Linked DNA regions of Homo sapiens: region 2 is linked to region 1. Evidence: read pairs that join two places in POLR2A ChIA-PET (ENCODE). Cell type or tissue: PC-3. All regions are shown on one strand. Each heading gives the region's core, and the rest is flanking DNA. Links, peaks and the distances in the headings are about the cores only.

What was found. ChIA-PET counts read pairs that join two places held together with the same protein. Peaks named below come from ENCODE experiments on the same cell type or tissue, not always from the same donor. Only the 100,000 strongest peaks of a DNase experiment are listed, where the experiment ranks them.
Region 2: POLR2A ChIA-PET joins it to region 1 with 8 read pairs; 2 of 35 experiments call an interaction of 5 or more read pairs at or near these places.

The regions. Positions count from the first base shown.
Region 1 is chr13:32,808,826-32,814,213 of GRCh38, forward strand. It overlaps LINC00423 (long intergenic non-protein coding RNA 423), which reads right to left. Exons shown (of 5, transcript NR_047020.1): 5 at 365-815. Among named protein-coding and RNA genes, the nearest start is that of LINC00423, 100 kb to the right of the region's middle. In PC-3, for the core only: no CTCF peak of the experiment used is centred there; no DNase peak of the experiment used is centred there; H3K27ac peaks cover 1,312 bases.
Region 2 is chr13:32,666,404-32,671,791 of GRCh38, forward strand. It overlaps PDS5B (PDS5 cohesin associated factor B), which reads left to right. Exons shown (of 35, transcript NM_015032.4): 7 at 1,361-1,441. Among named protein-coding and RNA genes, the nearest start is that of PDS5B, 83 kb to the left of the region's middle. In PC-3, for the core only: CTCF peaks have their summits at 2,838 (motif pointing left) and 3,038; no DNase peak of the experiment used is centred there.

The DNA of each region.
Region 1 (5,388 bases), core at 244-5,243:
AGTTCAGTTTCTGAAAAATGTACAGTTCAGTGGATTTTAGTATATTCACAAAATGCTGCATTAATCACCAGTTTTACTGCAAAACATTTTTATCACCTCTAGAAGAAACCTCATACTCACTTTTCCCTTCCCTCAGCCCGTGGCAAGTACTAATTTACTTTCTGTCTCTATGGATTTGCCTATTCCGAATATAGCATATAAACGGAATCATAAATACATGTTTTTTTGTGCTTGGCTTCTCTCACTTAGCACAATACTTTTAAGATTCATCTGTATTGTATAGCCTGTATCAATACTTCCATTGTGTGGATGTACCACTGAATTAGTTTCCCATGGCTGCTATAACAAATTACCACAAAATTGGTTGCTTAAAACAGCACACATTTATTGCCGTACAGTTCTGGGGGTCAGAAGTCTGAAATCAATTTCTCTTGGCTGAGATCAAGGGTCAATAGGGCCATACTTGCTCTACAGGCTCGGGGAGAGTCCATTTCTTCACCTTTTTCAGCTCCCAGTGACTGCTGGCATTCCTTGGCTTATGGCTCCTTCCTCCATCCTCCAAGCCAGCATGTAGCATTTTGCTTCAGTTGTCACATTGCCTTCTGTTCTGTAGTCAAATCCTCCTCTACCTCCCTCATATGGGGACCCTTCAGATTACATTGGGTCCACCTGGATAATTCAGGATATGCTCCCTCTTTTAAGGTCCTCAAGGTAGCCAGGCATGGTGGGTCATGCCTGTAATCCCAGAACTTTGGGAGGCTGTGGCAGGAGGGTCGCTTGAGCTGAGGAATTCAAGACCATACTGGGAAACATCTCTATAAGGAAAAAAAAAAAAAAAAAAATAGCCAGGTGTGGTGGCATGCAACTGTAGTCCCAGCAACTTGGGAGGCCAAGGTGGAAGGACTGCTTGAGCCCCAGAGGTTGAGGCTGCAGTGAGCCAAGATGGCGCCACTACACTCCATGCTTGGGTGGCGGAATAAAACCTTGACTGGAAAAAAATTCTTAACGTGATCCCATCTGCAGAGTGCTTTTGCCATATAAGATAACAACCACAGGTTCCAGGGGTTAGGGCCACTGGAGGCCACTATTCAGTCTATCAGAACCACAGTTTGTTTATCCATCATTAATTAACGAGCATTTGGTTTGTCTACATTGTCGCTGTTATGAATAAGGCTGCTCTGAACATTCATTTACAGGCTTTATGTGGACAAGTGTCTTCAGTTCTCTTGGGTGTATACCTAAGAGTAGAAATGCTGTGTCACATGTCACAGCAATTTGAGGAATTGCCAAACTGTTTGTTTATTTATTTATTTATTTAGACGGAGTCTCGCTCTGTCGCCCAGGCTGGAGTGGCGCCATCTGGGCTCACTGCAAGCTCCGCCTCCCGGGTTCACGCCATTCTCCTGCCTCAGCCTCCTGAGTAGCTGGGACTACAGGCGCCCGCCACCATGCCTGGCTAATTTTTTGTATTTTTTAGTAGAGACGGGGTTTCACCATGTTGGCCAGGACGGTCTCGGTCTCTTGACCTCATGATCCACCCACCTCAGCCTCCCAAAGTGCTGGCTGCACCATTTTCCATTTCCACTATCCATGTATGAGGGTTTCAATTTTTCCACATCCTTACCAACATTTGTTATTGTCTGTCTTTTTGAGTATAGCTATTTCAGTGGATGTGAAGTGGTGTCTCGGTGTGGTTTTGATTTGCATTTCCCCGATGACTAACGACGTTGAGCATCTTTTCATTGGCTCATTGATCATTTATCTGTCTTTCAAGAAATATCTATTGAGGTCCTTTGCCTATTCTAAAACTAGGTTATTTTGTTGAGTTGTAAGAGTTCTTTCTATATTCTAGTTATAAGTCCCTTATTAGATATAGGATTTTCAAATATTTTCTACTGTCTTGTACATTGTCTTTTCAATTTCTTCATGTTGTCCTTTGAAGCACAAAAGTTGTTAGTTTTAATGAAGTTTACCTATCTTTTCTTTTGTGCTTTTGGCATCCTATCTAGTACCATGGCGACCTACCATGGTTCAGACCAATGGGAACCACCCCTTTTGACACTTATAGCTGTGTGGGTTATCTTAGAAAAGCAGGGCTAGACCAGGTGCGGTGGCTTACGCCTGTAATCCCAGCACTTTGGGAGGCTAAGGCAGGCGGATCATGAGGTCGAGAGATCAAGACCATCCTGCCCAACACGGTGAAACCTGTCTCTACTAAAAATACGAAAACTTAGCTGGATGTGGTGGTGTGCACCTGTAGTCCCAGCTACTCAGGAAGCTGAGGCAGGAGGATTGCTTGAACCCGGGAGGCGGAGGTTGCAGTAAGCCAAGATCGTGCCACTGCACTCCAACCTGGAGACAGTGAGGATCTGTCTCAAAAAAAAAAAAAAAGAAAAGAAAAGAAAAGAAAAGCACAGCTGGCCATCACCAGGGTCCCCTGCAGGTCCCCCAGGTCAGGCAGTTATTTATCACAGTACTTGGATGGGTTTTAACCACAGAACTCTATAAAGTCACAGAAAAATTACTTCAATGTGACAGAACCCAAACTAGGAAATAAGATCTCTTTGCGGTTTATGTTACACACACACACATACTCTCTCAACCATAATTAGACACAGCAAACCATAAATAAGATGCAGCGGGGTTCACATGTCACCTTCCATCTCTCTCATGAGAGAGCTGGAGGGCGCCTTCGTCAGTGTGGATCCTGTCCAGCCTGCTCCTCTGTGAGCTCCCTGACGTGGGAGCAGTGCTGTTCTGTGCTGATCTCGCCCAGCAAGTTGCTTCCTCCTTTTGAGACTTTGTTGTCATTTGTCTTGGCCTCCACTTACTCTCGATCTGTGTTCACTGAATCAACCACCCAGGGCTGTTGCTAGTGTCACATAACCTGGGAATGGCTTTACAAACAAAACAACACCCATTCCTGGGACCTGCTGCTCCTTTCTAGTCTCTGACCTGCAATCAGCTGCCTCTCTATTGCATCCCTGCTTTAGCCACAGGAAGGGTGCTTTGTATTCAGCATCTTTTTTCTTTAATTAAACAAAAACAAAACTTCTGAATTGGATCTTCTGTTGTAGGGAAATGCAATGTGTGTCATTCCTGGGGGACACTCCAGTGGGCATCTCTGCAGCTCCTGCAGCCGGCAGTGCTCACTCATTACTGCATGTCTACTGCGGCACAGGTGGGACAGGGACCCCACGGGGCCTGAGAATCACGTAGTAGGTCTTCAGCAAAGGCTGACTGAATGAGTACAGGTTACTGATGGAAACTGAGATCCTTAGAAATGGAGTAACTCTCTCTAGAGACAGAGGACGAACTAAGTGGCCTTTTCTAAGTGAGTACTCATCAACCTTTGGGGGAACAGATACCCAGTTTCATTATAATTCACTTTTCAATTTATTGGAAATACTGAATTTATTATTCAGTTTATTGATGAAATGGAAGTAACAGTCCCCTGCAGTGTGTGTATGTGTGTGTTTGCTGAAGGAGGTGGCCATGTATTTAATGGTAAATTTCAGTATCCAGAGCATTTCCTGCTTTTAGTTTTGATTTTCTTTTATGTTACTAGATACGTTCTTAACGTGATCTTAATGTAGTTAAGTTAGCTTATAACGGCTACGGGATAAAATAGGCTCCTAGACAGCACATTATAATGCCCCTTCTGAGAAAAGAATTACAGCAAAAGCTGGACCCAATTGTAATAACATTAAACTTATAAAAGCATGAAATTGCTTCATAGGGTGTACATGAATTAATATCTTCTTTGCACTGGTGGTTTTCCCATATAGTACATCACTCAGGCTCAGCAACACACAAGTATGCTTTTGTACCAGCGAAGATTGCATTGCAAAGCTGTATCATCTACTGGAAAAAAAAAGAATAAAAAAGGAAAAGAAATACCCAGAATAGTTTGGGCTGGTCCAGGAGTGAAGGACACTTTAAAGATTGCCTTTCTCCTGAACTCCTACCCTGCTCTCTGCCCTTTCTTGTGGACTGATGGCCTTTCATGAGTTGGCAGGACTTACCTATCTTGATCTTCTGGTCCCATGTAAAACGCACGTTCTTATATCCAGAGGATCAGAGCCAGCCTAGACAGCCCAACACCATGCAGACAACCGTGCCATGGACACTTCAACTCAACTGCAATGTCGATTTGTTTGCAAAGATGAGCCAGTACTGTAAATGTCAAGCAACATTGCTCTGTGCAGCAGAGTCAGCCATCTTTGAACTCACCAGAAAGTACCTATGAGACTTGCGGACTTTTGAGCATATTACATTGATCATGTTGAAAGGTAGAGGCAAAAAGAACCTGTTCCTGCCTGTGTAGCAGTTTTTATTCTTTTGATTTTGAATAAGAGTAACATTTTTTGGCCAGCACTTTGAAAATGGCCCTCTCTGAAGAACGGTTCTCTAGCATACTTATAAACGGGCGGTAACTTTTTTACTTTGGAATGACCTGCAAGGAGCTGCATCTTCCAGAACAGGTGAAAAGGCATAGGCTCTGGAATCAGAAAAAGCACGTTTAGCTGCAGGCTCTTAACACAGGGGGCCATATTCATCTCTGTATTGTTCCAGTTTTAGTTCATGTGCTGCCAAGGCAAGCACAGCCATAGCCTTTTAACATGTTTCCTGGCTTTACTAATAAATCCACAAAAATGGGAAAGATTTAAGACTTAATATTTTTAAAATGCAGATCTGATTCTGTCACTCTCACCCCTACCCTGATTTCCTCAGTGGCTTCCCACTGCACTTGGAATAAATTCACACTCTTTGCCATGGCCTAACGGCCCTGCACAACCTGGTACTTTCTACTCTCAGACCTCACTTTATTCCTCCTTTCCCTGGCCCCCAGCTCCAGTTATAGTCTCTCTTCCCTAGAACACCCCAGACTTGTTCTGCCTCTGGGCTATTGCACCTGTGATTCCCTTTGCTCGGAACTCTCTTTCCCTAGAGCTTCAGCTCTTCATATGCCTGCCTGTCACCCTTCAGATATCAGCTCAGCTGGGTGCAGTGGCTCACATTGGAATCCCAGTGTCCCCGTGCTTTGGGAGGCCAAGACAAGAGGATTGCTTGAGACCAGGAGTTTGAAACCAGCCTGGGCAACATAAGGAGCACCCCCTCACTACAAAGTTAGCTGGGTATGGTGGTGTGCACCTGTGGTCCCAGCTTTTCGGGAGGCTGAGATAGGAGGATCACTTGAGCCTGGGAGGTTGAGGCTGCAGTGAGCCACAGCACACCAGCCAGCGTGACACAGCGAGACTCTCAGAAAAACAAACAAACAAACAAACAAACCAAAAAACCAATCCCACTCCCTTAACAAAATTCAAATATCTAGCTCACATGAAAGTAGCACCTTTTAAGAGGTGATACTTTTTTTTTTCTTAAGTC
Region 2 (5,388 bases), core at 51-5,050, 140 kb before region 1:
AGGGAAATTATAGTTAACAATAATTTATATTTCAAAATAGCTAAAAGAGAAGATTTGTAATGTTCCCAGGACAAAGAAAACATAAATATTTGAGGTGATGGATATGTCAGGTACCTTGATTCGACTATCATTCAGTGTATACATGTATCAAAATAGCACATGTATCCCCAGAATAAGCATAGTTGTTACATATCCATAAAAAAAAAAATGAAAAAAAGTCTCCATACTTTGACACCATAAATATTGTGAAAAGACAAGTATAGACTAAGGTGTGTTATACATGTACAGACAGTTCCTGACTTAATGGTTTGACTTACTTTATAATGGTTTATTGGGGTATTAAATGCATTTTGACTTACTGTGGGTTTATTGAGATGTAACTTCATCATAAGTCAAGAAACATCTATAATTGATGAAAGTTTAGTCCATAGAATCTATGGAGAAAATATAAAAATAAATAAAAGCAAGACTAAACAGCCTAACTGAAAAATGGCAAAGATAAAATGTACAGAAAATTACTTCTCATTTACACAAGGAGACTTGTACAAGACATATAATTTAATGTCAATGAATAGGACAATCAGTAAAGAATCTAGTATATCTAAACAGCAGTTAGTATGAATGAAATAATAAAATACAAGCATTAAGGCAGGTAAATCTAAAAATATGCTGAGTAAAGAGTGTGAGTTTAAGGATATATACAGTGTTCCTGTTCTCTGGAATATGTTTAAACTGGGGTAGTGACTCCATTTTTTATCTTTACTTCCTTGTATCATTATCAAAGTCTCTTAGAAACATAGCTTCTTATGATGTTTTTTCTTGTTATCTTCCGCCCGTACTTTACTATTTGTTGTATTTCCTGTTGTATCCTTTGACTTACCTGTGCTCTGAAATGTGTTTGAGTAATCTGCTTTTTTACAGCTGCCCAAAACTCCTTTGTCCCTCCCCGCCTATGGGATGCCCATCGCTGCCCACACTAGAACATAGTTCATTCTCTTAGGATATTTTGTGTTTTTTGGACCTGAAGTGGAACAGCTTGTATTTGTACTTAACTGAATTGATTTTGGGACTAGATCTAGAGTGACTCTATCTAATAAGCATTTATTGACCATTTCTGTGTGGTTTACATTATGTTATGAACAAAATAGGAAGAGAATATAATTATCCTTACGTGGATGGAATCTTAGATCCAGTAGGCCAGTTAGTCCTAAAAAAAGAAAAGTGGTTTTGCCTTCTCTCTTTTATTCCAATTGAGTCTTAGTTTTTTCATTCATTTACTCAAGTAGCATTTTGAATACAGGTAATATTTTGCTTTTCATAGTTAGAGATATATAATATAGATATTGTTTATGTTTTTCAGAATTTAAACAAGCAAGCATATGATTTGGCAAAGGCTTTACTGAAGAGGACAGCTCAAGCTATTGAGCCATATATTACCAATGTAAGTCTTACTTGTAATTGGTTGTCAGAAGGATTAAACTGAAAATTTAAAGACTTGCTAGAAGCAAAATTTCATCAGATAGTATATAGTTTTAAAAACAACAAATTTGTGTTGTTTTAACCCTTAAGTAATATATTTTCTTTCTCCTTCTTAAAATTATTCTTGCTTTATATTTTTTGGAAGGCTTGCTCTCATCCTATTTGTTCTTTTATCTTCTTTCAAATTGCCTGAGAACTTAAACAGTTTTATTTTGGTTAGCAAGATATTCTGTTTGTTTCTACTGATAGAAATAGAGTTAAATGTAATTAGATAAAACATATGGAACTTTTCATTATTCAGAGACGTTGCTTACAGGTTTTTGGAGCTTAAATTGATTTGTACAAGAAGAAGATATGAACTAATATTAAGACCTAGAAATTGAAGGCAAGTATGAATGGCAGTAGTGATTTAGTAAAAGTTGCTTATCTATTGCTATTCCTGGGGTAGATTCCATATAAATCTATCTTTTCTGGAAAAAAGGAACAATTGTAATAAAATGAGACCTTTCAGTATCACCCCAAATCTACTTACTTATGGTTGACTATCTTGTATTTATTTTTAGAAGAAATATTTTTTAGCTGCTAGGTTCACTGACAGAAGTTTATGGTAAGTTTTATTTTCTCTCCACAGTTCTTTTGAGTTCTACAGATTTAGGTGGCAGTATTCATATTATATTCTGTGTGAATGGTGCCTCCTGGAATACAAATGTAGAGTACAGTGTTAATGGTGGCCCTTGGAATTGTGTAACAGTTCAGTCCCTCCACCTGCTTTTCAGTTTCACTCACCTCCAGACAAGTAAAGGATATAAATTTGCATTCCTGAGTAAAGTAAGAAAGAAAGCCTTTAATAATTACTTATGCATTCTCCTAAAATTTGAGGGAGAGTTTTTCTTGTAGTATACACAAATTTAAAGTCAGTGTATGAAATATATCATGAAAAGATGTACTTTGAAAACTAACTACTTCATAAAACAGTAACTTAATAAATTCCAGCTTTTGTTTCTGGCTTATAGCCTTAGAGAATCCCAAGCATACGATGATTTGGAAAAATTAATTTAATTTGTAAGAAATTGTTTTGAAGGGTAAACTTTCAGAAGCTGTGGAATCAAATCTGTAATCTATCTTAATTGCTCCAAGATTTTCAGGGAACTTCCAATACTGGTTTCTGCAGTTTTGTAAGTTACGGGTACTGGCTGAAATAAATTGGTTGGATTGAGTTTTTTCATCATTGGCTTAGTGGCACTTGAAGTGTGTAGACCTAGACTTAAAACATTCTGTAATTATCCTTTTCCCTTGCTTCAAGTACTTCTAAATGACTATTTCCATGGGCCATTAGAGCACACTAGGTGAGCTCCTCCTGGTGGCCATTTATTTAAACTCATATTGCCAAGCCAGTTTTTTTTTTTCTTTTTTTTTGGAGGGGAGGGGGGACACATCTTATTTTGATTTCTTTTTCTGGCATAAAAATAAGAAAAGAACGCTATACTGTATTGATATCTCTACTGTTATTGGGGAAAATCAATATTTGATTGGGGCAATTAAAGGAAAAAACCCACAATAAATGATGATACTTGTTAGAGTTAGATGATTAGGTTCGTTATACTGTTCTCTCAAATTTTGTATGTTTGAAAATGTTTATAATGGAAGTTAAATAAAGAAAAAAAGGCTGAGGAAATATTTTTAACAATCCCAGAATACATCAAGGTAAAAACATTTCTTTATCACTTATACCTTGTGTTAATTTCCTGTTGTTCTTGCTTGCAGAAATAGAATCCTTCCCCCATGAACTCCCCAAACTTTCATATTATGTCTTTATCAAAAGCTGGGGAGCAGGGGCCAGAGTGTTCTGAGTACACATTGAATTATATACTTTGTCTCAGTACGTTGTCCACTATTTTCTTATTTCTCCCTGTTTTCTTGTTCCTTGCCTTATTTGAAGGTTAGCTAGAAAATAAGAATTGCTTTTTCCCTCCCTTTAGTTCCTTTTTGTCTACTTATGTTTCCATTTCAGACCTTTATAATTACATGTAAAATCACTTTCTAGTGGACTTAATCGTCTTGTAGTAGGGTAAAATTAGTTCAGTCTTAGAAATCATTCTTAGCCCTTTTGGACTTACAGTTAAAACAGCTATTATTTACTCATCCTCCTAGTTGAGAATTAACAATTAAAAATAGGAGTAAGATACTGAGATAATAACCCCACTTCTCTCTTCTGTTTTTCTTTTTCATTCACACATACAGACACATTCTTTTTTTTTTTTATTCGATAGTATTTCTTACATATCAAGACTTAAGAAATCACTGTGGTGGTATAGGTTATTTATGTATTAAAATTTGTTGTTGTTGTTGTTTGAGACAGAGTCTTGCTCTGTCACCCAGGCTGGAGTTCAGTGGTGTGATCTTGTTACACTGCAACCTCTGCCTCTGAGGCTCAAGTGATCCTCTCACTTCAGCCTCCTGAGTAGCTGGGACTACAGGAATGAAACACCATGTCTGGTGAATTTTTCCTTTTTTAAAAAACTTTTTGTAGAGACAGGGTTTCACCATGTTGCCCAGGCTGTTCTTGAATTGCTGAGCTCAAGCAGTCCGCCTGCCTTGGCCTCTCAAAGTGCTAAGATTATAGGCGTGAACCACCATGCCCAGCCTAGGTTATTTTTTTTTAAATAGAATTTGTTGTAACACAACAATCCAGGAAGCTAAACAGTACATATATATTTGTTTAAAAGGTAAGATGGAATATCAAGAACAAAAAGTACATGGTGATAATTCTAAAAATTTCCTACACGCATCACTTCTTAATGATGTTATTTTTCACCAGTTCTTTTTTTATCACAAATTTTAGGATATGGCAAAAAATTATTTTGTTGGACTGAAAAAAGTACATCCAATCCTTGTTGGAATAGGTAAAATTTGGTTAAATTGCTTAATTCCACTGAGCCTCTGTTTTTGCACCTGCAATGCTTGGGTGGTGGTGGAGAATGTGTTATTTAATGTGAAATATTTTGTAATTAAAATTAGCCATGTAAATGTAAGGTAGAATTTATTACTGACTGGTGACATCTTTCATTAGGAGACATTTGCTGTACAAAAAAATTAATTTGTAGTATGTAATTAGCTACGCTTTTGTAAATGAAAGAATTTTTGGAAGGAAATATTTTAATCAAATCTAAATCTACCTCCACTAAATTTTCACCTCTTAGGAAGGACTTGGATTGTTTTACCCATATTTGTATCATACTGTCTTTTGCATATTTTTTATTCATTTACCAAACATATATTCTATGCCTCCTCTGTGTCAGGCACTGTGCTAGGTAGGCTTTTACACATTGGAGAAGACCAACTTGGTCATTGCCTTTTTGGAGATTATAAAAGTGTTCAATACATGTGTTTTTTTATGGAATTTGTGAGAAATTAAACCAGGGAATGATTTTTTTCCCTTAATTTTTCAAATAAGTTTTTCCCAGACTGTTAGAAGAAGATGATGATGGTTTGACCACTTGGGTGGTGAGATTGGGAAGGATTATTGTTCTTTATTAAGGAATATACTATTTATTAAGTAAATAGTACTTGTTTTACTATTTTTTAAGCAGGAGAAAATTTGTGAATGGAAGCAAAAAAGCCACTTTATTTTCAGCCTGAATAAGAAATTAACCTTTGATGTCATGAAATTCTCTTCCCATAAAATTGATAAATAGGAAGGACAAACAAGTTCTTTTTAAAACCAAAAAAGAAAGAATAGCAAAATAGAATTTGTTCTTCTTTCTTCATGGCTAGGTAGTCTGGTCTGATTCATAGACCTAAAAAAGTCACATAAAAACAACCCAAGAAGTAAAAGTAAGCAGAAAAGACATAGAAATATGAAATCCTCCACTCTGTACTTTCAGTATAGAAAGCTAAAGCCTAATTAAG